Regions from separate parts of the Homo sapiens genome. Here region 2 is linked to region 1. A link is an interaction called in ENCODE POLR2A ChIA-PET data of the cell type or tissue named here. Cell type or tissue: MCF 10A. All regions are shown on one strand. Each heading gives the region's core, and the rest is flanking DNA. Links, peaks and the distances in the headings are about the cores only.

Region 1 (4,397 bases), core at 212-4,211:
AAGATGCCAGTTTATGGTTTTTCTTTAAATTAGACTTTTCATTATAACCAGATCATTATAATTATGGCTGTGCTTTTTGTTTTTAGTCTTCTAGGAAAAAAATCTTTTAGATTGCTTTAAGTGTTGGCTATGTTCATTGTCTCAACCTCTCCAAATCCCCGGAGGAATTTTGAGGATTTGAATTGAAATAAGTTCCTTTTATTTTGATACATATCAAAGGCTTTAAAGAAAATATAGTTGCTTCTTCTTCAGAGGCATGACTTCTCCTTTCTTCTATCAACATAACTTTCTGTCGAGCGGTGATTCTGTTGGGAAACACCCGTGTTCATGTGAAATGTTAGTTGCTCACACTCAGAATTGTTTCTTTCATATAGCTAAATAATGTCGGCCTCTCGTGGCAATTAGTGATTACATTTTCCACCTTTTGGCCTTCTATGCTCCTATTCTTTTCCCCCCTCTACTATTAATACATTGCACTTTTAACCATTTATCTCATTGGTATATTATTTCTCAGGAAGAGTAAGATAGGCAAACAACCTTTTCTATAGTTCCCACAATTCTGAAACCAGTGAGGATCTGTTGGTTTGTAGAGAGATTGGGCCCACTTTTCTCCTGTCTCTACCTCTGTATGGCAGTGTGTTCTTCCCTTGATTTAACTGTTAGTGTGTAGGCAAAATTCTCAAGCTTTTACTTTGAAGAAATATCTGGGAATCACAGTGAGTGATGTCTTACTTCAATTTTAGGGATACGGGGCCATATATGATCCGGTTGTACAGTTATTCCTCGAAAAGATCAATAGAAATGGGCAGAAATGTAATGAAATGGTACAACTGTGATTGCTATTATTATGTTTTAATTTTTCGTTCATGGCTTTCCAAACTGTTATATATAATTTAATTTTTCAGGAAAAATTATCTCCCACTCCAAAAGGTACCATCTGTTTTTTGAACAAAGTAGCTAAGATAAGAACTATTAAGAACACCAGCTTATCAGGTCAACCCATTCTACATTCACCACATTAAACATATATGTTCTGTAGGATAGAACACACTACCTCATTATCCCATCTAGTAGAAGGGAAATAGTGAATGTGTATGCAAGTTAAACTGAATTTCAGTGCACCTGCTCCAAGGGCTCATGTCTTGGATTTTAAAAATATGTTCAGTATCTTTGCAAATGAATCTGTTTAATCAAATATTAAGTTTTATTCAAATTCCAAAAGAAACAGTCAGCCAATTGCTTTTCTTCATGATGTTCCTTGTCATTCATCCTCTTTGCATCTCAAGAAAAATAGCCTAGTTTAGGCCCCAAACATTTGCATGCACCCAGTTAAAGCACAAGAGGAGTAGTATAAGCCGTTAAGACGTGCAGGTGAAGAAATTGAGCCTGTTCTCTGAAACAGCCGGCTTTTTCTACTCAACTTTTAGGGAGAATGTTAGAAAGACTTGAAGTTTAGAAAGGAAAATGGTTTAGTAATTTGAAATTAAAATCCAACCAGGAACCATAGATTAGAAATGAATTTCTGAAATTTGAAACCATCCACAGAAATTGATCTTATACATTTTTAGAAGTCTTGTGGAGGCTATAGTACTTATATTAGCTAGAGCAAAACATGTAGATTAAAGACTAAAAGACTTTGGGCTCCTACACTACCCCCCTCCCCTGAAAAAAATTATAAAGTAAGTAAATTAAAAAAAAAAAATCCCTACACTACACAGCCCTCCGATTATGGTGAACTTCCTAGTGGGAGTTACGACTTGCTCTATCACTGTCATTATGTGAGAGAGTTTAGATCTTTTCTCCCCATTTTAGTTTCTAGGGGGAAAACCTCTTAGAAACTTAGCAAATTAGGGAATAAGGCAGAACTAAAATTCTTTAGGTTTCAAATGTTTTGGAAAATGTAAGTAGTCTCAACCCATTTGCTGGGAACTGCAGCACGTACAATCTCTAGCTACAATCCAGAGTTTAGCTGGAAAAAAAGAATTTTCTTCCTCCGCTTTCACAGCTTATTATTCTCCCATTTGCCTTTTTGCTGCCTCCGCTGCTCCTCCCGTGGCTGCTGTTTAGGTAAGGTTATATTGTACTTGGTAAACAGACAACACTTAGGTTCTCAGGTTGTTTGAACACTGCTTTACGTTCAGCTGCAGTACCCTGCTTCTCTGATCTTTTATATTCCCGAGCAGATGTCTTTCATTAATTTATGGATTTATCATCTTTTCTTTTTTTTTTCTTTTTTCTTTTTTTTTTTTTTTTACACCTGGCAGCTGTCTCAAGTTTCAACAGTTATTGTCTATTTTGCATTACACATAGAATTGAATGTCATCTGTCTTCACAAAGCTATGGCTAAGAGAATTGAGGCACAGCCACATGAGCTGCTGGGACAGATCTTGTTTGCGTTCCATCCCCCCTCACCCCACTCCCCTTTACCTCCTTAATATTTATTTGTGCTCATTTTCTTTCCTGGCCTTGAATGGAGCTTAGCTCGTGTTCAGTACAGCTGTATGTTTACTGAATCTATTCCATCATGAGTCATTGTGCGTGTGTAAGTATCCTGGAAACAGCTAGTGCTTTCTTGGAAGAACAGTTGCTTTTCAGCACAAGCACTTAAAAGGGAAATTAACCAATTGGTCAGTTCAGATTTATTTTGAGGAGAAAAAAAGGATTATCTAACTGTTGCCTTTTAAATGTTTCATTAGTTATTTTTAATAGTTTATTAGAAACATATATTTTATGGGAATTTTATCTTAATTACACAATAAGCAAGAGATAAAGATTAATTCTGTGTTCCATTTCAACTGATCAGTTCCAAGTATTACCAACAGGAAACATTTTAAAGCAAAAATGAACTTGAGAAATCCAAATCAGAATAATTTTTTGTTAGATAAAAAGCCTCTAAATACTGATCAAAATAAAATGGATATTTTACTTTTTTTAGATAAAAAGAACAAAAACATCTTAGCATAAATTAGATGTATTAAAAGCTTCAGGAAGTTTTGGTAGCTCAGTGCCCATCTAAGAAACACAGAAAAACACTTTGTATTTTGTATGACACCAAATTTTAAAAGATTTGTGACTTCCAATTAAATGCATGACGTTGTCTTAATGTAGCCATCTGAAAGAAAAGATTAGAACCCAGATCTGAGAGTGTCTGTCAAAGTTTGGACTTGCCTAAAACTCTTATCACAAGGCAGTCGCAGACAGCTTGCAACTATTATTTCACTTATCCATTTGGACAGATGGTCCTGAAGTGTGCTGGGCTCCTTTAGTCTTCTGTATCAGTCTAATGGAGGTTACTGGAGGGCCTTTCAGCCCTCTCCTTGGCACAAGAAGTATGTCAGTCATAAATTATCGTCTTTGTAATCATTAAGGATCTCAAACAAAAACACAAGTTCAGTTAAGCTGCTTTGGCTTACAGATATAAAATCAAAATTTCTTTCTTTAGTGTTTATTTTCAGTTTAACAAAAAATAAAAAAATAAAAAACCTGCACTACTTAACTTTTCTATTTACAGACCAAGGTGATCTTTTTAAAATTGCATGGGATATTAAAGGGAATGTTAATTGAACAAATTCTCAGCAGAATATTTGGTTAAACACCCTGTTATAAGTAGTCAAGAGCTTATCCATATTAATTTGATTATGCTTCTCTAGTAACTTTCTGGTTTCCCTCCATTCTTAAGATTAGTCACGCTAGACTTGATGAAGGTCATTTGGAAAATTTTACCTTTCCTAAATATCTGTGTTTATTTGACATTTCTGCCTAAGGGGTGAAATTTTTGTTGGGTAGTTGTGTGAGTGTGTTTGTGTGTGTGTTTGCACACACAAGCACACTTTCTTTTCTTTTTTTTCTTATTTTTCTTAGACACTCTTCTAAAAGAAAATCCTTAGAGAAGCTTCTAGGAAGGGCCCTTAATTGACCTTGTGGGGGACCACATTGATTTTCTCCACGTGCATCTTCATTTCTGATAAATTATAAAGCCATTAATTTGCTGAGGAAATGGCAGGGCCAGGCTGCGGCACAGATGTGACCAGAGCCATCCCAGCTCTGAGTCTGCTGAGGAGTGCCAAGAATCTGGGGGAGAATCAGGAAGCCTGGATTGTTATGGTTAGCCTCACATTCTCTTGGGAACTGTTTTAGTTGCTGCTGTTTACAGATCTAAAAGGTAATGATGTTTCCAGATAAATAGGCCTTCTTATTTTGGGTAAGTGGCCATTTATTGATCTGCTAACCCACATGTATTGATTTGTTAGCCCCAACTACTGCGTCACTCTCAAAGGAGTTAACTATAAATCCAAGACAGGCAAATTGTATTTGGTTTTGGACCATTGCTTTCACAAAAGCAACAGCCCCCTCCCTGTCCTCTCCATGCCAAAACTACTCTTCCCAAGTTTTAGCTA
Region 2 (4,397 bases), core at 122-4,121, 68 kb before region 1:
AAAGTGATCAATTTGTTGGAAGAAAATACTCTTTGAAGGCACGTATAATTTTTGGCACTGTTCATCTTGGGATTTTTTTCCCTCATAGCATTGCCAACTAAAAACCCAAGCACAGTTTGTGCTTCAGATGCTTCCACCCATCTCTACCAGCTGAACTCACCCTACCTAAGGTACAAAGCATTTGCTCAGTGAAGCTTCCCATGCTCAGCTCCCACAGAGGCCAGACTTGCAACCCCCTTCCACTGATTTTTTTTTTAAATTTTCTTGAACATATTCCTATTCTCAGAGTCCATCTGTTAAGTTTTTTAATCGGTGGCATATCTGGGACCCCAGGCCATGCAAAATTCCACAAAGTACCCTTCTTTGTCCATTGTAGAATGAAGTGATCTCTATCTCCTCTCTGCAAAAGAGAGCTGTTTGGGGGAGCTCCTGATCCTTGGAAAGAGAAAATGCAGATGGCAGAAAGAGACCATCCTCCTTCTTTGGATCTTTGCTTGGTTTCTATAGTACTGCCTTTTCCATAGGGCAGACTAGAATGACACAAGTAATGTAACATCAATGAACAACTGAGCAACAGCGTGTGGATACTTCATGAAAGTTTAAAAGAGTTAGCTCAAGTGGGGACTACATGTAAATTCAGTGTTTGTAGAGTCATGGCATTTTCTAAGAAAATTCTAGGAAAGAAGTCATACGACCACACTCTTCACCTTTTCCTCAGCAACTTCAAGCAGCTTGCTTTGTGCCCCTTTCATTTCCAAGCAACTAGGTCTATCGGGGCCCGGTGGGGGCAGTGGCTCTGTTTTTGCTACTACTGCGAAAGCAAAGGCATCTTCCGTCACCTTTGCCTCCTATAGAGAAGAGCCTGGTTCTCATGTTTTCCCCCATCTCAATAGCTCAGGGCTTTGCTAATCTTGCTGAACACTTCAGTTTTTAGATGGTATATCAATGAGGCATTCAAACAGAGCAGTTTATACACAAAAATTCTGTCTGCTTTGTAAAAGATTATCCTTTTATAAACACTCTGCAGAAAACATAAAAGCAAATAAGGGGCAGCACATAGAACAGGAAAGATGTTAGCAGGGAGATTAATACTGAATGGGTCGAAATGAATGGCGCTTACTAAAACGAGGTCCAGATACTTTGGCTGCAGTGAAACATAAATAATGGGAATGACACATCGTTTATTCGGGATAATGAGTTGATCCAGAGTAGAGGCCTAGGACAAGAGATTAAAGATTAAATATCCATCTCCTGATGAATATCAGTAGCCAACTTTAACCTTTTCCTTCCAAAAGTACAATTTTACTTGAACCATTCTATGTGCTTATGCCACAGTACAGAAATAGGATCCTCAGAAAACAACAAATGCCACTTGAATCATTTTCTTACCCTGGTGGAAAATATTGTCTCACGTTTTATGATAGGAAGGGGAATTTTATTTCTAGGCTATAAACCTCTAGATAGTGATTTTTAAAAATAGATTCCTCCCCCCACCCCATATTCTGCATTTGAGAAATCTTGTTTAGGGACTCTTCTCGCATCTCCTCATTAACATCCATTCAACAATAAAGTTTTTCAAAAGAAAAACAAAAGTGAGACTGGCACAACCCAACACAGATTTCACATCACCAGTGAGCTCTATAGAATGATAAAACGAGACAAGCATTCAAAATCTTCTCATCCAAACTCGTCATCCCATCGGTGAGGAAACTGAGGCCCGTGGCCAGGATGTGTCCCAGCCAGAGTCCCACAGCTAGTTAGAAACGGAGCTGGGACTAGTACCCGAGGCCTTCTGGCTTCAGGCCCCGACTCTTCCCACTGCACCCTGCTGCCTCTTTATCCCCTCAAGTTGGAAATAATGACCAAAGCAGCTTGCTGGAAGAGCCAGCACCCCACATGCTAAATTAAAGCCCTGAATTCATGAAAAACTTAGACTATTGGAAGCACTGAATACATAAGAGCTGGAAACGGAAAAGGGGGATGGGAGAAGCTGGAGCAGCAGGGAAAAATAGAAGAAGAGGATGCAAAAGGAACAGACAGCAATCACAGATGCCCGCGATGCCAGACCACAGGCCCCGCCACCTGGGTGTGATTTTAGAGCAGTCTATTGGTGGCCCTTCCCTCTCAAGGGGCGAGAAGACCCATGGCAAGAAGGAATTTTGTCATTTGCCCATTTCTTGGAACTAAGTAGCTGCCCACTGTCAACAAGCCAAGACCAAGAGAGTGGTCTGTGGCTCGTAGATACCAGTGGAGTGGGAGAACAACAAGATTCAAATGTGGCGTTAAAAAATAAAAGAAAGAAAAAACAAACAGAAAAACCCAGGCTACCAACCAGGCAGGAGCAGGAAACCATCACAGGTTAATTCCACAGCCACTCACCTACAGAGAGCAAGGTCAGAATTTGGCTGGCATCCCGTGTGATATCAGTTTGGTGGTTTCAGTCTATGCTCCAGGGAACATTTGTCTCGGTGCCAAACCAACAAGCATGCATGGTTGGCAGGCTGTCCACTGGAGGCCAGGGATGAGGAGCTGTGGAAGTGTATCTATTTTCACTTTGCAAGTATTTGCATGCCAACACCTCGGCCATTGTGGCTCTTTGGAGAAAGAGGGGAATTTATGCTAGAGAGCGAGGCTGTGTTCAGACAACTTACTCCACATTGGGGTGCTGGAGCTAGCAGTTCCATTCCCTCTATCCTCTTGCTTTGGTGAGTATTCTGAAGTTTATCACTTTGTCAGAGGTGAAAATAATTGAGCTACTTCCTAGATAAGAAAGGTATTACTGGGACCACCTGCCAGACCTTCTTAGCAGGTGAGAATTCTTTTTGTGGTTGCCATGTGTATCACAGATTTCCACTTAGATGGGGTAATCAAGAGAAAAAAAGACAAGATATTCACAAGATGTGCAAGTGCCATTTAGGAAAAGGAAGGATGTGTTCAGTAGAAAGCATTTAAGAGGGGTTCTGAAAGGAGGCCAGCATTCATTCAGATCTTTATTTGAGCAGTGAGCATGCTCAACCATAAAGACCCAGAAAGAAACACCACCACCTAGCCTCCCTATATTAAAAGAGTTCCCAAAGGGAGTACCCACTAGTAAGCAGATACACTAATATTTTTTCCAAGAGAGATGAAAAAATTTGATGCAAGTAATTATGGAAACAAGAAGAGAGTAGCTATGGGTGGAAAAGAGAAGAAGGTGGTAGAAGGACTTCCCAAAAGAAGCATCATGCTTTCATTGAATCATTTCATGATGTCCAGCCCTAGTTGAGGTGATGGTTAGCAGCAAAGAGCAGCAAACAACATGGTGCTGTGCTAGGGATGATGTCAGGTTAGAGTCAGAAGGATGATGCTATGTAGACCTTGAACCTATCTGCAAAGAACTTCCAGTTCAACACTCTCGGTACTTAGAAACACAACCCACATTTCCCAGGTGTCACCAATATTCCCTTGTGGATGGGGTCTGTTAGTAGATCTGACCATGGAAAGACTGTAGTCTACAAAGAGAGGTAATTGCATCTTTACTTCTCCAGAGAAAATTTAGTGATTTGAAAAAGCAAAGATGGCTGCCCTCAAATTAATCCCTGATGGACCAATGGTAAGTTGAGCTTGGGAATTTCTCCCAACCTGACATTTAAAAATGTCTATCTACTAGCAAGTAGCTATTGAGGCTTTATAGAAACTCCCTAAATTGCCTCTTTTCCCTCCTATTATCAAATTCTCAGCAAATTACATGATCATTTTCATAGCTTCCAAATGACGTGTCTATATGGTTGTGAGACCAAATTTGTCCTTAAGACCAAAGCTACTGATAACCATTAGGGATCCTGATAGATATTGATAGGCCAAATCCCCATTTTGTTCCAAATATGTTCACTGAAAAAAAAAACCTCAATATTTTCATAGATAAGTGAGAAGAGTGGGAAAGAAGACATCCTCTTTTATGACTAAGACAAGTAGTGAATGCTGGAGGTCCTAGGTCTCAGGTATACTTTCCTAATTCTGGGCCTGCTTCTAGGTGGTTTTTGCTCAGACTGAAGCTATCTTTTTTTTTTTTTTTTAGCAAATTTACTAGTTTTCCTTACTGCATGCTCTACAGACCTTCACTTCCAATTCTAGAGCAGAATTGGAACATGCTTGTGTGAAGTCAGCTAAGTGTGTTCTCTATTGATTTGTTAGCATATTCTTCACAACAAGAATGGACTCACATTTCACACATTCTAGGGCCTCAGTGTCAGCTCGAAGGGAAGAAGAAGCAAGAACTGAAGGAGAAAGGGTCAAGAACTCCAAGAAAAGCAGGTTACAAAACAGTTCAAAGTAGTACATTACGTGACAGCTTCATGCAGACAGCATTGATACTTAAGGGTTCTTAATGGGACAGCAAAAATCTCCAGGGGTGATAC

The links. ChIA-PET counts read pairs that join two places held together with the same protein. Peaks named below come from ENCODE experiments on the same cell type or tissue, not always from the same donor. Only the 100,000 strongest peaks of a DNase experiment are listed, where the experiment ranks them.
Region 2: POLR2A ChIA-PET joins it to region 1 with 5 read pairs; 1 of 35 experiments calls an interaction of 5 or more read pairs at or near these places.

What each region holds. Positions count from the first base shown.
Region 1 is chr1:214,000,176-214,004,572 of GRCh38, forward strand. All of the region lies in intron 2 of PROX1 (prospero homeobox 1), which reads left to right. Among named protein-coding and RNA genes, the nearest start is that of PROX1, 14 kb to the left of the region's middle. RefSeq lists an enhancer at 2,331-2,625. In MCF 10A, for the core only: no CTCF peak of the experiment used is centred there; a DNase peak (open chromatin) is centred at 2,536.
Region 2 is chr1:213,932,386-213,936,782 of GRCh38, forward strand. The region is part of intron 2 of PROX1-AS1 (PROX1 antisense RNA 1); the gene reads right to left. Among named protein-coding and RNA genes, the nearest start is that of LINC00538, 9.8 kb to the left of the region's middle. In MCF 10A, for the core only: no CTCF peak of the experiment used is centred there; a DNase peak (open chromatin) is centred at 2,466.